Linked DNA regions of Mus musculus: region 1 is linked to region 2. The links are chromatin loops, found by intact Hi-C in ENCODE. Cell type or tissue: left cerebral cortex. All regions are shown on one strand. Links, peaks and the distances in the headings refer to the core of each region. The heading gives the core; the rest is flanking DNA. Region 1 overlaps Tmem132d (transmembrane protein 132D). Region 2 overlaps Tmem132d (transmembrane protein 132D).

Region 1 (9,430 bases), core at 992-8,991, 120 kb after region 2:
TGTATGTGGCATATTTAGGACAGTCAATTCAGGAGTCATCCGGGTCCCCAAATGGCACACTTACCACTTGCCTTCCTGAGAAATTGACTGCTGTGGGCCATCGCCCCATAATTGACTGGCGTGTACTCCTTTTTGACTGAAGGTTGGTATGGCCCAAGCCTGGGAGTGATTTTTATAACACTCTGTGCCCCATTTATGTTTCTTTCTTCTTTCCTGTCTCCTTTATTCTTTCCTAAACTCAAAGCGCCTTTGAGGACATGCAAACGGAAATGGTTTCTATTGAAATATGAGACATCAAAATAGCCCCCCGCCCCCGAAAGAAAAAGCCGTAGGGAGAAAATTGCCCTGCAAGATGCTAAAGCGTATCAAAAGGCATCCGAAGTGTGAGAAGGTCCTCAGAGCAGGACCAGCAAGTTGTAAGGCCAAACATCAGTCATAAAGCAAAGTCAGGTTTAAGATATATTATTGATGGAACTTCAGATCACAGGTGATAGATGCACTGATCATGTAATAGGTATACTAATAAAACACAAACAGAAAAAATAAAGCTGAATCTACTTTACTGAAATAAACTCTAGAAGGATCCATGGATTGATTTTCCTAAATGGTAGTTTCTTAATACATAATAAAACCTGGGCCAACATGATAATAAAGACACAAATAGATGGTGGGAAGGGTGTTTAAAGACAGAAAGGGATTGAAAATAAGATTATATAGAAAGGCTAAGAAAGTTCTCTTTAGGCATGGTGTTGATGTCAAAAAAAAATATAAACTGTGGAAGAGGTATAATGGATTGAGTAAGAAGTATACTCCTGTAGACCAGGCTGGCCTTGAACTCACAGAGATCAGCCAGCCCGAACCACCACCACTCAGTTTGAAATTATGTCTTACCCCAAACTCAGGAGGTCAGGAGCATCTCGCACTGCTGCTGTGCACTTAGGTGTTTGAATACTTGTTTCCCCTGTAGGTGGCGCTGTTTGGGGAGGTTATAGAATTTTTAGGAGCTGGTGCCTTATTGGAGGAAGTATGTCACTGGGGGTGGGCTTTGAGAGTTTATAGCCTTGTCTCACTTCCTGTTTGCTCGAGAGCGCACGCTCTCTCCCTCTCCCCCTCCCTCTCCCCCTCCCTCTCCCCCTCTCCCCCTAGCGAGCACACGCTCTCCCCCTCTCCCCCCTCCCCCTCCCTCTCCCTCTCCCTCTCTCCCCCATTCCCCTCTTCTATTCTCCCCATCTGTCTTTCTGCCTCTGTCTCCTCCCTCTCTTTCTCTCTCCATCTGTTTCTCTGTCTCTGTCTGTCTGTCTGTCTCTGTCTCTCTCTCTGTGTTTCTCTCTCTGTCTCTATCTCTGCCTCTCTCTCTCTGCATGTGGTAGAGATGTGACCTCTTAGAATTCTCTGACAATCTGCTGCCATATCTCCCTTGCCGTTATAGATTCTCCAAATGGAAGCATAAGCTAAAATATACTCTTTTACCCATGGGTCACTTCAGGTCATGGTGTTTTATCACAGAAATGAAACATAACTAACACAGTGGCCATTTAGCTATCAAAACATCATCAAAAAGAACCTGTGAGCCCATGGGGCTAGGAGGATGCTTCAGTTGGTAAAATGCCTATGAGAAGGGACCTGAGTTAAACCCCAGGACACAAGTAAAAGAATAAAAAGAAGCCTGATATGATAGCACAAGAGTGTAATCCCAGCCCTGGGGTGGTAGCAACAGGTAAGTAACTACCCCTGTCTCACTGGCCAGTCTCAGCCTAGTCAAACTGATGGATTTCAGGCCAACAGGGACTCTGTTCAAAACAAAGGCAAATGCTGCTTGAGGACCACCAATGCATACATAATGCAGTTACATACACACACATGTACACTCACACACACATGCACATATGTGCAAAAGCATTTTTACAATGTGTACCTACACACACACAAATGACCTTCATATCTCTGATGTGGCAGTTCCTTCTGTATTCCCATTTCCTTTCCGTTGCTGTGCTAAGACATCCTGACCAAAGGCAACTTAGAGGAAGAAAGATATATTTGCCTTATACTTCTAGGGCTCGGTCTATCATTGAGGAAAGTTAGGGCAGAAAGTCAAAGCAAGAACTTAGAGACAGGCCTGTTTGCTATTCCACACATAACTACCTCCAACAAAGGAACTCAGCTCACAGCCAAAGAAGCATGGCAGGAACTACAGAGGACCTCTGTTTACTGACTGGCCCTAGGCTTTTAGTAAGCTGTCTGCCTAAGGAATGGTGCCACCCACAGTAGGCTGGGACCTCCTGCCTGAATTAACAACCTAGACAATTCTTACAGACAAGTCTGAGCTGAGCAATCTGTCCACTGATATAGTCTTCTCTGTGCCCCTTGACTGGATCAAGTCGATAATTAAAGTTAGGCTAGGATACCCTAAAAGATACGCTGAATGTGGAGTTGTATGCACGTGAAGAATCCTTGAAGTACTCACCAGAATCCAGAACTAGACATCACCTGTGTCTCCATCAAAGTTACCAAGGAGTGGGCTTGGTTCTAATCCCTCAACACCACAAAGTCGCACACACAATGTGATTATTACTTTGTCAAACCCAGACATCCACATCTTTCTGTCCTAGAGTGTGCAGAGCAAAGAAGAGGGAAGGGAGTTGAGGACAGGGATTTTCAGGTCAAGAAGTGTTTCTCATAGTCCCGTTCATGCTGATTACATCATTTACAACACCCTGATACTATTTTCCATGAAAATACTTAATTGAAAACCACAGCTCCTCCAAAGACATCTCAGAGCACGTGTGTTTGCTGGCTGAAGTCCTGCTTTGGGTGTGGAAATTTTTCCCTCCATTAAAGAAGTATGTTTAAGCAATTCTCCAAGAAAACAAAAACAAACGACAACAACAACAAAAACTGGTCACCTTGAGAACAGCAGAAACCATCTTACAATTGTAGTAAGAATATGGAGAAATTAGAGGTTTGAGGCACTTCATAGACAATGAAAAAAATTTTTTTTCAAGATAAAGGTTTTTTTTTTTTTTTTTTTTTTTTTTTTTTTTTTTTTTTTTTATCCCTGGCTGTCTTGGAACTCACTCTGTAGACCAGGCTGACCTCAAACTCACAGATATCCACCTGCTCTGGCTCCAGAGTGCTGGAATTAAGGTATGCACCACCAACCAGCTTGAAATTACATCTTATCTTAAACCTAGAAGTCAGGAGCATCCCGCTACCCCCCCCCCCCCCAGCACTTCCGGATCTGGGAGGTAGCCAATGTTATGAAACCATGGTTTCTGGCACGGTCACCCCAGAGCTGTTTCTCTGTAAATATCTGTCCTGTTTTCTGTGTGGAGATTATTGGCTTGGTTCAATTTGGAACTTTGGAGAGAGATTTAAACTTCAAGGCTGTGTCTAGTATCTGACGCTGGCGTGTAAGCCCATGTCTTTCTCGATTTTGTTTGCTGTGAAGGGTCAGAACTGGTTAGCAATTATGTCAAAATGAGGTAAGAAGACGGTGAGAGTTGACTCCTAGAAGCATCCTGGGTTTCAGATCTGAATCGTCCTCAGGTTCTTCTTGCTCTACTCACATAAGGATCATGAGTCAGTGAGGCTTTGCTAAAGCTGGCAGTCCTGGGTCTGGGGTGCCCCAGGCCTGGGTCTGCACTGGCAGATCCAGAGCCTCACCACTCCAAGCCTTGAAAGCCAGTGGCTTCCTGCTCTGGGCTTTAGAAGCCAGAGACTCCTAGATCTCTATCCTCAGCTTGGGGACTTGTTGCTCTGGATGTTAATGAGCTGATACTTTGCAGCAGTTGAATGGTCAGCCTCCAGCAGCAGCAGCAGCTGCTGCAGATATGGTCTGCGGTAGCCACAGCTACAGAATGTAGGCCTCGATGGTACAATGTTCCACTCCCTAGTGGCCAGAGTCAAAACCCTCGGGCCCTTGCCAACCTTCTCCTTGCCAGCATATCCATTGCTACAGTTGACAATCTTCTCCATCCATCTCTGTCATATCTCTCCTGAGTTAAAACCAAAAGGGAAATGGGCCTTTGGCCATCTTATTTGCACTAAGTTGTGAAGAGGAAAGTTGCGCATCCACAATCTGTAGGACTTCAGGAGGCTCGAAGCTCTGATACAGCCTCAAAGAGTCAGTGGTCACTCTACCAGCAAAGGAAGCCACTTAGCCTGTGCTGGTGATGCAGAGGCTCTGATACTCAGAAGACATCCCAGCTGGCCTGGGAGAGGACTTCTTAAAGCCACACAGGTCCAGCTGCAGTGCTCTGTGGCTGGGCCTTCCCTTCACAGAGTGTTTGTCCTGGGTTGGTCCACAGCCAGGCAGCATTCTGCATCAGGCTGGTTTATTGATCCTTGGAGTTGATAAAGAAACCTGGATGATCACAGCAGCAGGCCTCACACACAGCGGTCACATACAGATGTGCTGTGTGTTACTCATAGCTGTTTATGTTATACTCCATATGACCAGAACCTCCCTGGATGGCGAGTGTTCCAGTTTGATGGCCACATGGCTAACCAGGGTTTTATCTTATTTGTATAGAATTACAGATAACGCATGAATAAAGAGGTACATAGAAGAGAAGAATGGGGGCTAAAATGTTGACAGTGAAGTTGTAGTCATGGGGCATCTGGCTGTTTTCTTAGCTCTCAGTGCATCCATTAGCCGGCTCACGCATTCACATGCCTGGCACATACTTAACACACTGAGGTCCTACTAACAGAGTCTCAGAAGTGACTGCTAACAGTAGGCTGCTTTTTTTTTTTTTTTTTGGTTTGGGTGTGTTTGTGTGCCCAGACCGTTTTGTAAAACTTTGGAAAGATGACCGAATACCTTAAGTATCGGGAAGAGGGTTAAAGCAAAGCCAATTTGCAGCCTGAACTTAGAAGGTGGGTACAACAGCCTTGAGAAAAAAGCCATGGGTGGGCTCCAGCCCGTGATGTCTCCCTCAGTGGTCTGTACTGTGAATTCCATAGCACAGGCTCTCCCTTCATGGCCTCTTAGCGTTTAGCTAACCCAAGGTTTAGCACAAGTTGGGCAGTATGGGACCTAGCCGGTCAGAAGCTATACCTCTTTCTGGAAGCCACACCTACCATGAGACCACACCCCCTTCCGAAGCCACACCCCGTTCATGACCACACCCCTTTCTGATGACACACCTGCCTCTTGGCTCTGTCTCCCTCAGGGATGAGTTTCATCCCTCCTTGAGAGCAAATCTTTCTTGGCCCTTGCCTTTTTCCCTTTTAATTTCCAGTAGGTGGCAGTCGTCTGAGAGCCAGGTGCTGTGGGGGTGGGGATGAGGGTAGGAGTGGGAGTTCCTGGATATCCTGTCACCCTTGCTGAGACTGGAACACATAGATCCCGCAGTGGGGTTTGATGTACCCATGTGCCACATGGTAACGGACTGTCTCTCTGACGTGTGTACATCCTGGCAATGTGCCAGAAGGCTCATAGGCAAGAAAGAATAGCCACTGTCAAAATATTTATTTCTCATGTCCATGTTTTCGTTATCTGCCTGTGACACGTTGTGCATAGCACACAGTATTTCAATAGTGGAAAGCGCCAGCTTTATAAACATATATGCCAACACCAACACGGCCCATTAAAATATGTTTCCTGCCGGAGAACATACTATCAAATTGGAATTGCCTAACATTGGTCACCCTGGTCCTGCACTCCCGACCGGGTCTGTCTTAGCTGCCTGCATACATTGGCATAGTCCTTACATTAGTTAGTTCCCTGTTGCTGCAATAAAGCACCAAGACATAAAACAACCTGTGGAAGAGTTTATATTGGCTGCAGTGCAGGGCGTGGGGTGGGAGTCTCCAAAATGGTGAGAAGGGCATGGCAGACAAAGCATATCACACACAGGAAGCAGGAGATCGAACCGGAAGGCTGTATGCTCTCCAAACCCATCCCCAGTGAACCACTTCCTCCGATGAGGTTCTACCTTTTAAAGATCTTGCAACCTTATCAAACAGCTCCAATTACTTGAGCCAGTTGGGGGAGATTTCTCATTGAAACTGCTACAATCTTAAAGACAGGATGTAAGAGGCTTAGCAAAGACTGTATCCCTATGCTATAAAGTCTGGCCCTATGCCACTCCAAAGGAACATGGGGCCATGGGGACATGACTCTCACAGGATAGCCAGTGGTATTCAGGAAGGCTTATGCCTGTTTGCCAGTACAGTGCTGAGACACGGCTAGGAGTGACCATTGTATAATGTGTGGCCTCGGCAGGAGGTCCTGTGGTCCAGATCACTTAGAAATTAGAAGCAGAGTGATTACCCATGGGGGTACCTGGCTGCCACACCATAGAAAATGGACATTACTTTATTCTTGGCCACAGTTAATGAGAGAAAACAATGGACAGGAGACGTTTCCAAAAGTCCAGCATGCTATCTACTGGTCTTTGAACTGAGGGGTAAATGTGTCATCTCCTGTATTCATCAGGAGGCCTGTATAGTCTATGTTTGGTGTCCATCTGTGAGTAATCTCTCTGCCGCTCTGCTTCTTGCACGCGCCCGACTGGCCAGCAAGAACGACGCTGCAACAGGATCCTTCTGCACACGTTTATTGGGAGAGCTTGATTGTAGAGGCAAAGAGACCCCAAGCCCAGAACTGGTGCTGCTTATATAGGCCTAGGAGAGGTGTGTCTCACACCCGGATTGGTTGTGCATGGGTTATGCTTACCACCTCATTTGCATGCCTACATCTGATTGGTTAACTTGTCTCTCATCTGATTGGTCAACTTGTCTCTCATCTGATTGGTTAATTTTGGTTAATTCTCAAAACCTCATCTTGGCAAAAGAACTTTACTGCCTATGTATGCATGGTGGCCAGTGGAAGCCAGCGCCACCCTGCAACGGCACATGTGGCTTCCCACACTGCTGATACGGAGGGCCTCATGCAGCTGTGGGTGAAGCTTGCTGGAGCTGAGCAGGACTTGGTGTCTTGAGAGATGATGCTCTTGGAAAAAAAAAATGTTTTATCCTTTGGGATCCAGGAAAGGATACTCCCAGCAAGCTTCCCCTCTTGAACAGGAGGCTGCTTGGAAGCCCATTCCTTCTTTCCATTCTCAGATTGCCAAGAATCCCAGAGCGGGTTGTGGATTATGGACTATGTTAGGGTGTTGGGCTGGTATTACTTTCTAGTTCTAGAACATTCCTTTGGGCACATACTTACAGGCCACCCACGGTTTTCCTCTCATATTTGGAACTTTGTGTGGACTGAACTTCCCAAAATATTTCTCCCCACCCTGTGACTTTTCCCCTTCTGTCTTTTACTTTGTCTCAGTTTTCTCTTAAATTTCTTCTCTTCTTTCTCCTCCACTGCCACAAATATCTGCACTCGGAGTTTTTAAATAAATCTCACAAGGAACAGAAATATTCAAATTTCTCCTTTTGAGCCCAATTTATTTCTCTTCCATCACTTCAAACTTCCATTTTGGTACCTCTTTTATTGAGCACACAGGCGCTTTTAATAACCCACATGTCAAACCATTCATAAATGGAGTGCTTACTGGTGACTGTTCAGGTGGGGTTTCTCTGTAGTGTGACTGTGTGCACTGATGTGGGGGGATTTAGCTCTGCCCACAGTCTAGATGATGCAGGATACATTTAACTGAGGTAGGAATGCAAGCCACCCACAGGCCCAACTTGGGTATCGCTGCTGTCAGTTCCTGGTAGGGATTGGCTTCCCAGAAGCCTTTGCGTCTGTAACCATATTTGGCCAAGACAGTAAATGCCTTCCATAGACTGTGAGTGTACCTGAGTTTGTATTGCCACCTGCCCTGCTCTGTTCTTCACCCTTCATTCTTCCCACTGGCTGGGGTGCTCAGGACACAGGTGCTGCAAAACAGGGGCTGGAAACACCAGGACCACAATCAGCTTTGATCTCTGAATAGCTGAGTGGATCAGAGCCACCCACCACCAAGGCCCGCTGTGAGCTGCTGCAGCAGAGAAGAGTAATATCTTTTTCCAAAGCAAGCCTGTTTTAAGGGTATCTGACAGCACCTCAGTCAGCCTTATGGCAGATGAATCACCTCTAGTCTAGCTTGAAAGGTACCAAATGGGAGGGTGGTGGCTATTTCATAGTTTCAAAGAACAGCCTGAGAGAGCTAGATTCAGAAAGATTTGCATAAGGTAATGTCAGGTGAATTTGTGTATGTGAATGACAGGTTCCATTTGTACATGCTAGTGCTAGGGAATAATTTGCACATATTAATGTAGGGTTCATTTGCATATGTTAATACCTGGGGCCTGTTGCATATGGTAGTGGTAAGAGATCATTTGAGTATGTCAATGCTACGGGCTCATTTGCATATGTTAATACAAGGGACTACCTGCATGTGTTATTATTAGGGAGTAGTTTGCACATGTTAATACTAGAGGACTATTTACACCTGTTGACCTTAGTGGACTGGATCATTTGCATATGTTGAGGCTAAGTGATTATTTGCATATGCTAATAAACATCCAACTTGTATACGTTAATGTTAATGTCAGGGACTAGAGAGAAAAAAGCAAGATGGGAGGGAAGAGAAGAGAAAGAGGAAGGTTATTAGGGCTCAGTGTTTGGTGAATTCCCAGGAGAGGGCTTTTGGGTAGGTTGGTGTGGTGGTTTAAGTAGGTATGGCCCCGATAGACTCATGTGTTTGAATGCCTGACCATAGAAAGTGGCACTATTAGGAGGTGTGGCCTTGTTAGAGGAAGTATGTCATTTTGGAGTCAGGGCTTTGAAATCTTAAATGCTCAAGTTACACCCAGTGGTATAACCTCCTGGCTGCCTTCAGATTAAGGTGTAGAACTCTCAGCTCCTCCAGCACCATGTCTACCTACACACTGCCGTGCTTCCTGCCATGATGATAATGGGCTGAACTCTGACACTGTAAGCCAGCCCCAATTAAATGTTTTCCTTGATAGGAGTTGCCTTGGTCATGGTATCTCTTTATATCAATGAAACCCTGAGAGTTGGTTTGACTGTCAACCTCTTTATCAAGGTAGTGGACAGACACTCTGAATGTATGATCTACAGTTAAAGTCATCATTGCCAGAGGGCAGATTGCTTAAGCAATAATCCAGACTCAGAGGCTAGGGTATGGAGGGGCAGGGAGAGGCACAAACATAACCAGCATGCCCATGTATTCAGCATCTAGGCTGTCAGCTATTCCCATATATTTCAGTTAAGACTGAATCCTGTGCTTGGGTATACATTGTACATATGCTATATACATAATATAAACATCACACATAACACACATATCTAGTCTTTACAGCTTGTTCTATTATGTTTTAACAGCACAGCATCCCCTAACCCCTAGCAGGTTCTGTCTGTATCAGCCTACACTTCATGGGCATACTCTGGGGAAAATTATGGCTTTTCTGCTCTCACCATGGTGGGTGTATTATTAAATGTAAATCTACAATAAAGTGTCTTCGG
Region 2 (9,430 bases), core at 719-8,718:
TTACTGTTTTCCTGAATGGTATTGGAGGACCCTGTGTGGTTGACCTGGCGCCCGTGTAATTAGCTGCACAATTAAGTTTTGTGTCCCCAAGCAGCGGGGTCAGATGTTCAACAGGGAGGTTCAGGAGGGCCTGGGTGCACAATGCTGATGCCTGCCCTGTTCTCTTCTGCACTTCTGACCTTGGCAGCTTCTTAGACTGCATGGTAAGCTGGCTTGAAGCTGCTCAAGGCAGTCACTCTGCAAAGTGTCAGATGTGGGTTGAATAACCAAGGGGTGCCTTGTAACAGAGGGTGTCCCTTTAGGAATCTCATGGCCCAGGGAGGGCCCCCCTCTCTCTTCTCCTCTCAAATCCCTGCTAGTGGGATTATATTGTGCTCTCAGTGAAATAGAAGCATTGGCAATCATGATTATAGTCATGCTGTGGAAAAAAGGATCTTGCAAAATCCTGGTGAAAAATATTCTGCTCTTTTGTATAGAAAATGTATAACCTGTTTGTGTGCCCATTCACTCATTTATTTATCCAATATTTACTGGGGGCCTCATAGTTGTTAGGGTGCTGTTCTAAAGACCCCAAGTGCTGTGGAACACATGGGACCTCCCCATTAGCTGGCATGCAACCTACTGCTCAGTAGAGACTTACCGAGAAGCACAGAGTGATGGGGGATGGAGTTGCTGTGTAGGACACACATGGGGATGTGACCCAGAGATGCATTTTGAGACAGGTTTTACAGCAGAAGTGGCCAAAGGCAGGATAAGATTGTAACTAGCTAGGCTGATGTGGAGTCTGTCTGGGGGTGGGGCTTGAGGGACCCAAAAGGAGGGGGGATCCAGGAAGCTCCTCTCAGAGAACACACAGAATATGCCTGCTTGCTCTTTGAGCTGACTTTTAAATGAGTAAATGCAGGTCTGGGAAGTCACAGCTCAGGCTCCAGTTCCCATGTATTAAAACATGGTACTTCATTGGTTAAGGCATCTTGTTAGGCTTATGGTAGTGGCTACCCCTTTCTGGGACAAAATACGAGGCAAAAACTACTTAAGGGAGGAAGGCTTATTTGGGCCCACTGTGTGAGGTGCAGGCCCACCATGAGGGTGCAGGCCATCACAGTGGGAAGTCGAGGTGGCAGGAGCATGAGGGAGCTGGTCACATGACATCTAGAGGCAGGAAGTAGAGGAGATGGATGCAAGTGTGTAGCATGCTTTCTTTCTAAGTCTATGGGATGGAGGTGCCTACATTGAGGGTGGGTCTTCCCTCCTCTGTTAAAGTTTTCTAGAAACATCCTTATAGTCACCCCCTGCTCCCCCTCGCAGAGATCTATTTCCATTTCTGTGGTGATTCTAAATCCATGAAGTTGAGAATCACAACACTGAGAGTATCTTGATTTTAAGAAAACATGTTTACATGTGTATGCCTGGGTGGTGTCTGTGCATGTATGCATGCTGAGATGTATGTGGGCACATGTGGTTGGAGATGCATAGGTTTGATATCAGTGTCTTCTTCAGTTGCTGTCCACCTTAAAAAGTCAGGGTTTCTTGGTGAAGGTAGAACTTACCAACTTATTTACCCTAGCTTCATTGCCCCAGAGGTCCCCTGACCCTACTTTCTGAGGGATTACAGACAGGTCCACCTGGCTTTTCTATACAGGCTCTGGGCAATCTGAACTCCAGCCCATACTGTGCATATACCTTATCCCTTGAGCCAACTTTCCAGTGTGCATATTTAAATATTTGAAAAAGAAATTCACATTATTAGGCTCTAACCTATGAAACTACTGTCTGGGCCAGTCCTAAATCACATGGATCAACATGCTCTAGACAGTTTGTCTTAACATAAGCATGAGTCTCATCCTGCCATGAGTTTGGTGATGACACTAAATAGAGAGATTTTTTGTTTGTTTGTTATTCCAGTCTGCAAAGTGAACTTGAACAGGTGTCTGTTGACCTGGCCTAGCTGTAAACTTGTATGCATCGTGGCTTCTGTGTTCTCAGACCTGGACTGCAACTTCCATTAATTCTCAGAAGCAAAGAGGGTTGGTGCCTTGCTGATTGTCCCACAAGCTATATGTGGCAAGTCTAGAGACAGCCTTAGTTATGGGCTGTCCCTGTTGCTCCCGATAGACTTGAGAAGGCACTGTGCTTTCCGGAGGGATGCTTTCATGGGGTCACTGAAGCTGACGCAGGTTGTTGGAGGGATGTCAGTGTCACTTCTGAATAACCAGGGACCAGTGTGTGGCTGCTGCTGTGGTCTACACCAAGGATGGCGCAGCCATGCCCAAGCAGTCAGGGCTACTCAAGCCGGCGGCTCCCTGGCCAAATGGCTTCTGTGAGTTGTATAATTTCTCAGTCTGGGTTTTTATTACAGAAAATAAGACAAACTGTAAAAATAACATGTTGGATTTTTTAACCACCCCCCCCTCACAGGGAGAATATGTTCCCTAAAGAGAAAAGTAAAATGTTTGTTATTCACTGGTGGCAGAACGATCTTCGTAGGTCGTGAGTGTAATGCATTAACTATAGATGCTGCCTCAAATTCTTGGCTTGAAGGTCCAGGCTACTCAAAGGTCCAAGGCATGACATGGTTAGTCCCTTCCCTGTCTCTAGAGAACTATCACCAATTCAGTCTCCAAGCCTATTCTCCCTATCTGACTTTTATCTGATAGCAATGGAATGTGGCACACCAAGATGCAATAAGACTAGGCGCAAACCCGCATATCAAAGCTGGATGAGGCAAACCAGTAGATGGAAAAGGGTCCTATGAGCAGGCAAAGGAGAGATAGCCCTTCTGTTGTTAGGAGTCTCACAAACAGCCCAAGCTAAACAACCCCAGCATGTATGAAGGGGACAGATTTCCAGTGCCCCTGCATATTTATGCTCTAAGGAGTAAGCCACTTGAAGGCCTTGTTATCCCATTTTTTGTTATTGTTATTGTTCAAATTTTTGTTTAGATTTTAACTATTTACAAGTTCCACGTTTATGGGCGTCAAGTGACAAGTTTTTCTGTCTAACACTAGTGACATTATGTTGCGTCTTTTCCTAGGGAGATGCAAATAAAAGCCTGTTCACTCCAGGTAGGGCACCAGCAACCAAAGAAAAAAACTATTTCCATCCAAATTAAGCTTGGTGAACCACTATTCACAGAAACACAGGCAACCAAAAGGCAGCTTTGTCACTACAAGGAGATCACCACATGGGTGACAATCCTCAAAAGCTGTGTCCCTGGAACTCTGGACACATATTACAGACACCTCCACCCAAAATAATAAGCTTATGGCCCCTAAATCCCACCTCCAGACAGGGTTTCTCTGTGTAACACTGTCTGTCCTGGAACTAGCTCTGTAGACCAGGCTGGCCTTGAACTCAGAGATCCACCCGCCTCTGCCTCCCAAGAGCTGGGATTAAAGGTGTGTGCCACCATGCTCAGCTGATAATATTCTCTTCTGCTTATAGAAGCTTGGAGAGGTCCTGATGTGTCTTGTAGTTGTACAAATTCTCCTAACACTTAGTGAGTTTTGTGAGCCTCCTACCTCCTAAGAAGTATTTTATAAGTCTGGAGGAAATATCTACCCATTTGTTTCATCTACGTGTGCACGCACGTGTGTATGTGTGTGCATGTTCATGTGGAGACCAGAGGTCAATATCACATGTCTTTCTCAATCTTTCTCCATGTTGTTTTTTGAGATAGTATCTCTCATTGACCCTGACACTCACTGATGGAGCTAGCCTGGCTGTCCAGTGAGCTCCAGAAATCCTCCTGCCTCCATCTCCTGAGCCCTGGGCTAACAGGCATGCATCACTGTGTTCAGTTTCTTTTTGATTGTGAGCCTAGCCTTTAATGATTGAGCCATCTCTCCAGTTCACTCAGCTTCTTTTTAATATGGGATAGGGGATGGGAGTTCCTTTCCACCTACTCATGGCTTGTGAGCCATCTCCCCAACTCCTTTACTTAGCATCTACTTCCCATACGTTGACTTGATTCAAAGGAGAAACACTGGACAGTTCAGAATTGCATCATGGGTCCAAAAGTGAGGCTGTGGGTAGCTACCGATGTGCTCTCCAGAGTCTACAAGTCGGGTGTCTCAGGATCACTAACACCTGCCCTCGGTTCCTCCCAACAGTGACGGAAGGCCGAGGGATCCTGGAGAGCATTCAGCGGTTCTCACTACTGCCTACCTACCTCCCGGTCACCTACCATATCAACAATGCGGATGTCTCCTTCTTCCTGAAGGAGGCCAACCAGGACATCATGCGCAACTCCAGCCTGCAGTCGCGGGTCGAGTCCTTCCTGATCTACAAATCTAGGCGACTGCCGGTGCTCAACGCCAGCTACGGGCCCTTCTCACTCGAGCAGGTAGTGCCCCAGGATTTGATGTTGCCTTCCAACCCATTTGGATTCACTAACACATTCTCCCTCAACTGGAGGCTGAAGGCCTACATCCTGCAGGAGAAAGTCTACCTGAGCCATCCCAAAGTGCAGGTGCTCTTCCACATCGTGGGTCGAGACTGGGATGACCACAGGGACGAGAACTTGCCTTGCCTGCGGGTCTTTGCGTTCAGAGAGACTCGAGAGGTTCGAGGCAGCTGCCGTTTGGGTGGAGCCCTGGGACTGTGCGTGGCCCAGCTGGAGATGCTGCCGGGCTGGTTCAGTCCACCATCAGTGGTATCTGGGCGCAGGAGGCCCACGGAGCAGCCAGAGGGGAATCCCGTGGAACTGTATTATGCTGTACAGCCAGGGGATGAGCGAGGCGACTGTGCCAAGGAGGATTCGAGGAAGAGCGGTGGTACTCCAGCAGGCCACAATGATGTTGATGAATCCAGTCCCCCTTTGCATAGAATTGGGAGCGTCTTCCTTCGGGAGACCCCCAGCAGTCCACCTTTGAAGGAACTGCGTTTGGATAGCAATGTGGCTGTTCATTATGTCCCTAAGACTGTGCGGCAAGGAGATGTACTCACCTTCCCTATCTCTGTCTCCAGGAACTGCACGGAGGATCGCTTCACACTGAGGTGAGCAGGTTCACATTCTGTCTATTGCAACCCCAGCGATCCAGCCGGGCTGCTGTGGAACTGTCTGCAGATGTTCATGTGCTGTGTTCCATGAAACATAAGGCTTAGTTGTATTTCTGGCTGGCCGCTTAATGATGAATGATGGACATTTTTTTTTTTTTTTTTTTTTTTTTTTGTAGAATGTACATGTACATAAGAGACCATGGGTGTCATTCCTTGGGTGATACTCATTTTGGTTTTATTTTGAGAAAGAGTATCTCACTTTCCTGGAGCTTGCTGGTTAGGCTAGTTGGCTGTCCAGTGAGACCCTAGAATCCTCCTTTCTCTGCCTTGGAGCATTGGAGTCATCGAACCATGAATCTTTAGCACTATATTCTGCTGATGTGCATGGATTCTGGAAACCAAACTCAGATTCCCATGTTTTCATAGTGAATGCTTTACTGACTGTACTATCTTGCCAGCTCAGAAAATATTTTTAAAGTCTTATTATTGTGTGTGTGTGTCTATGTCCACGTGTATGCATATGAATGCAGTACCTGGTGAGGCCAGAAGGGGCCATTGGATCATCCTGGAGCTGGAGTGATGGGTGACTTTTAACTACCAGATGTGGGTTTTAGGAACTGGATTAGAGTATACTGGAGGAGCAGCAAATACTTTTAACTACTGAGCCATCTCTCCCAGACTATAAGATAGTTCTCTTTAATATCAATGAAACTCCCAGGTTGTCACAGAAGAGTCGTGTTGTTGGGATCCCTTGGCCTTTGTGAAGTTTGTCAACAGGCATCGGGACACTGAGGGTTCCACAAATCAGTCACTTCACAACTGGGTCTTTAAACACCTCGCAGTTTCAGCGAATCTGCAAACTCAGTTGCGACAGTTGTCAGGGAGGAAGGAGAACATGGCTTTGCCAACTCAGGATCTATTCCAGACAGGCAGGCTCTAAGTATAAAGTGGTACCAGGCTTAAAGTTGTCATTTTGTTTCTCCCTGGAAATAGAATGTACTGTTTAAAAAAGGAATGAAAGAGCATAAAGAGAATAAATGGTGGGATCTTGGGTACCTTATGTAAGGTTGGAGCAAAGAGGAGACATTTAAAAGAAGCACCGAGTACTTTAGAGAAATGCTCTGGAATTCGCTTTGGAATATGTTAGAAGTTGCCTTGTGTCGATTGTGATGTAACTAAAGCCTTTAGCTCCATGTTAAATGTAGGTGAATTTGGCTGCAATAGTTAATTAGCACACACATTTTTGGCTGATCAGCAGTGTCCCAGCAGCGTGACATGACTTGGCCTGTTGTGCGACACTGCTTGTTTTCCGCTTGCTTTTTAAATCTAGGGGTTTTCATCTTTACTTCTCTCTCTCTCTCTCTCTCTCTCTCTCTCTCTCTGTGTGTGTGTGTGTGTGTGTGTGTGTGCGCGCGTGTGCGTGTGCGTGTGAATCTGCGCACACGCACATGTGCACACACACCACATGCACACACACCACATGAGTGCAGTGCCCACAGAGACCAGAAGAGGGCAACAGATCCCCTGGAGATGGTTGCAAGCTGGCTGAAATGGGTGCCAGGAACTGAACTCTGGTCTCCTGCAAGAGCATCAAATGCCCTTAAGTGCTGAACCATCTCTCCAGCTCCCAACACGTTAGGTTTTATTGTGATCCTTGAGAACATAAATGTAACCGCATGTGGGGTACATGTTGCCTGTGGATTTCCAAGATCATTAGCTTGAATCTGATTTCAGATTCTCCTCCAAATTTATAACTCCTCTTTGTTATCTTTCCTGTCTGTCTGTCCATCTGTCCATCCATCTGTCCACCTGTCCATCCATTCATCTACCCTCCATCTACCTATCTATCCTTCCTTCCCTTGTTCTTTCCCTCCCTCCTCACCTCCCTCCTTCCCTCTCTCCCTCCTCTTCTTTCTTCCTCCCTCCTCCCCGCCCTCCTTCCCTTGGTTTCTTTTTCTACTCCCTTTTCCTTATGTCTTGTTTAGGGGTGATGAGCTCAAGGAAACAAGCCATTCTTTTGCTTTAGCTCACAAATTTAAGTTGAGCTGATTCTGAACTGGCATCAGGGGTTCTTTTTTTTTTTTTTTTTAATTTCAATGAAAGCAGTAGACATTAGTGAACAGCATTTGTCTGATGATTGAACTTGGCTAAAACTGGAAGGTAAAACCCTTGGCTTTGCCTTCTGTGCATCTGGGGATTAACTAAAGGGCCAGGGGCAGGGTGGTGGTGTAGGAAGACATCTGTGGGCCTATGGCCATGCCTGGGCTTCATTTTGCCCCCATCTGGCAGACTGTGCTGCAGACGAATAATGAGCCCTCTCCATGTTCTGCAAGTGTGTGCTTCAACTTGTGAATTCAGAAGCCTTGTGTAGCATCCTTAGAGGTGGCTGGTTATAGAGAGAAGTCCTTTATCTAGAAACCATGGCTTTATAAAAAGGGGGGCCTCAGGATGGAAAGATGGCTCAGTGGTTAAGAGCAAACTCTGCTCTTCTGAAAGTTTCTGAGTTCAATTTCCAGCAACCACATGGTGCCCACATCACAGCCATCTGATGCTGTCTTCCTGGGTACAGATGTATGTGCAGAGTACCTGTATACATAAAATATGTAAATAAATAAGTCTTAAGAATAAAAAAGAAATAGAGTGTGGTGGCGCACACCTGTAATCCCAGTAGCACTCAGGAGGCAGAGGCAGGCAGATCTTGGAGTTCAAGGCCAACCTGGTCTACTGAGTGAGTTCCAGGACATCCAGGACTACACAGAAAAACCCTGTTTCAATAAATGAATCAATAGATAAACAGACAGACAAACAGAAAAAGGAAAAAAAGAAAAGGGGTCCCTGCTCTCCTGTGCATTCATGCCGGTCGTTGGCTGGTGGTTGGATTCCTGGGCCAGAAGAGAAATCTTACTGTACCCTGGACTTTGGCCTCAGGGGAGTGAGCTCTTCTAGCCTTTTCTGGAACCATCTGTGTGTGTGTTTGTGTGTTTTGTCAAAGGCTTGGGATCCTGTCGCCGCCATCTTCAATATGGCAAACCTGTCCTCTGGAGTCCTGAGGGAGATCAGCTCTCTTTGTTCTCCAAGAGACCCAAAAGGCATCCCCATTGCTGGGCCACACAGCCCATGGTGTTAGGTTTGGGCCTTTGCACATTCAGAAACAATCACATCATATCCATGTATGTCTGTTGGCTCTAGTTGTAAGTCAAAGCTTGGGTGATTTCAGATATAGAGAAAAAGTACATTTATTCAGAATCCATTCACTATGAATCTAGTTTTAACTTTTTACCCTTGAAATATATATATATATATATATATATATATATATATATATATATATATGTACATATATATACATACACACACACATATATATATTCCATATCCCCACAACAAATACCCTCTCAACTTCATAAGTGCATGAGGGTGAGGTTATCCAATGGAGCAAGGGAAACCTACCATTAGAATTATCCTCAAAAAAAAACAAAAAAAAAAAAACAATGAGTCTGCCTCCCCCTAACAACTACCAGCTGCTATCAGCTCTTCAGTAAGAGGTGGGGCCTGGAGATTTCCTCCCTCATTCCTGCTGGGGATTTTGACTAGATTGATGTTCTACCTGCAACCATAGCTTCTTCGAGTTCATGGGGGCAGCAGCCATGTCATGTTCAGAACACAGCATCCCACAGCTCTCTCCCCCCACCCCACCCCCAACCTCTGGTTCTTACTTACATCCTTCCTGCCTCCTCGTCTATGATGTTCCCTGGGCTTTGGCGTATGTCTGCTACACAGCTAACATACTCCAGTCTTGAGTGGGTCTACTCTGTTTACGTAAGTAGACACTTTAAACGTGGACCTGGTGATGGGGTGAGCTTGTTATCTGAATCTCCATAAATAGGGTTAGGCTTATCTGTGCCTGCGACCTCAGGGGAGATGCTGCAGAGAATGTCTGAGGGGGTAGGGCTTCTATTCTGGGTACCAAATTATAACTACGTTTTAACGATTGTCCCCTTGCTCCCCCCGCCCGCCCCGTGTGTGTGTGTGTGTCTGTGTGTGTCTGTGTGGGTGTCTGTGTGGGTGGCTGGACGTTGGTACATGGGTGATTCCTACTGAGGACAAGAAAGCTCCAATAGATAGCTTGTTGTCTCATAAAATCTTTCTAACCCTGCTGCTCTAGTCTTGAAGCCCCCCGTTGTAGAAGAAAAGCAAAGCCCTTTCATTTCACAGACATCCAAGTTCCTTTAAATCTCAGAAAATGTTTTTCTTCCCATTGACGACTGAAGCACCCACGGCGCTTGGGCCCTTTGCTCTGAGATCCCACCCACCATTCCTTTCCCCATCTCCCTCTCCACAGAACACAGGGTTCAGGACTGCCAGTGGCTCAGATTGCACAAATGCCAAGCAGAAGATGACAGACCTGGGGACCCTCTCTCCCTCCACA

Evidence for each region. A loop is a pair of places that touch in the nucleus more often than their neighbours do. Peaks named below come from ENCODE experiments on the same cell type or tissue, not always from the same donor. Only the 100,000 strongest peaks of a DNase experiment are listed, where the experiment ranks them.
Region 1: a loop joins it to region 2, with 2.7 times the contacts of the local background. A loop is called at or near these places in 2 of 42 quality-filtered maps.

Annotation. Positions count from the first base shown.
Region 1 is chr5:128,143,201-128,152,630 of GRCm38, reverse strand. The region is part of intron 2 of Tmem132d (transmembrane protein 132D); the gene reads left to right. Among named protein-coding and RNA genes, the nearest start is that of Tmem132d, 290 kb to the left of the region's middle. In left cerebral cortex, for the core only: a CTCF peak has its summit at 5,248 (motif pointing right); DNase peaks (open chromatin) are centred at 7,204 and 7,635; H3K27ac peaks cover 688 bases.
Region 2 is chr5:128,264,060-128,273,489 of GRCm38, reverse strand. Tmem132d (transmembrane protein 132D) reads left to right here. Exons shown (of 9, transcript NM_172885.2): 2 at 4,113-4,998. Among named protein-coding and RNA genes, the nearest start is that of Tmem132d, 160 kb to the left of the region's middle. In left cerebral cortex, for the core only: CTCF peaks have their summits at 5,538 (motif pointing right) and 6,513 (motif pointing right); DNase peaks (open chromatin) are centred at 5,948 and 6,490; H3K27ac peaks cover 568 bases.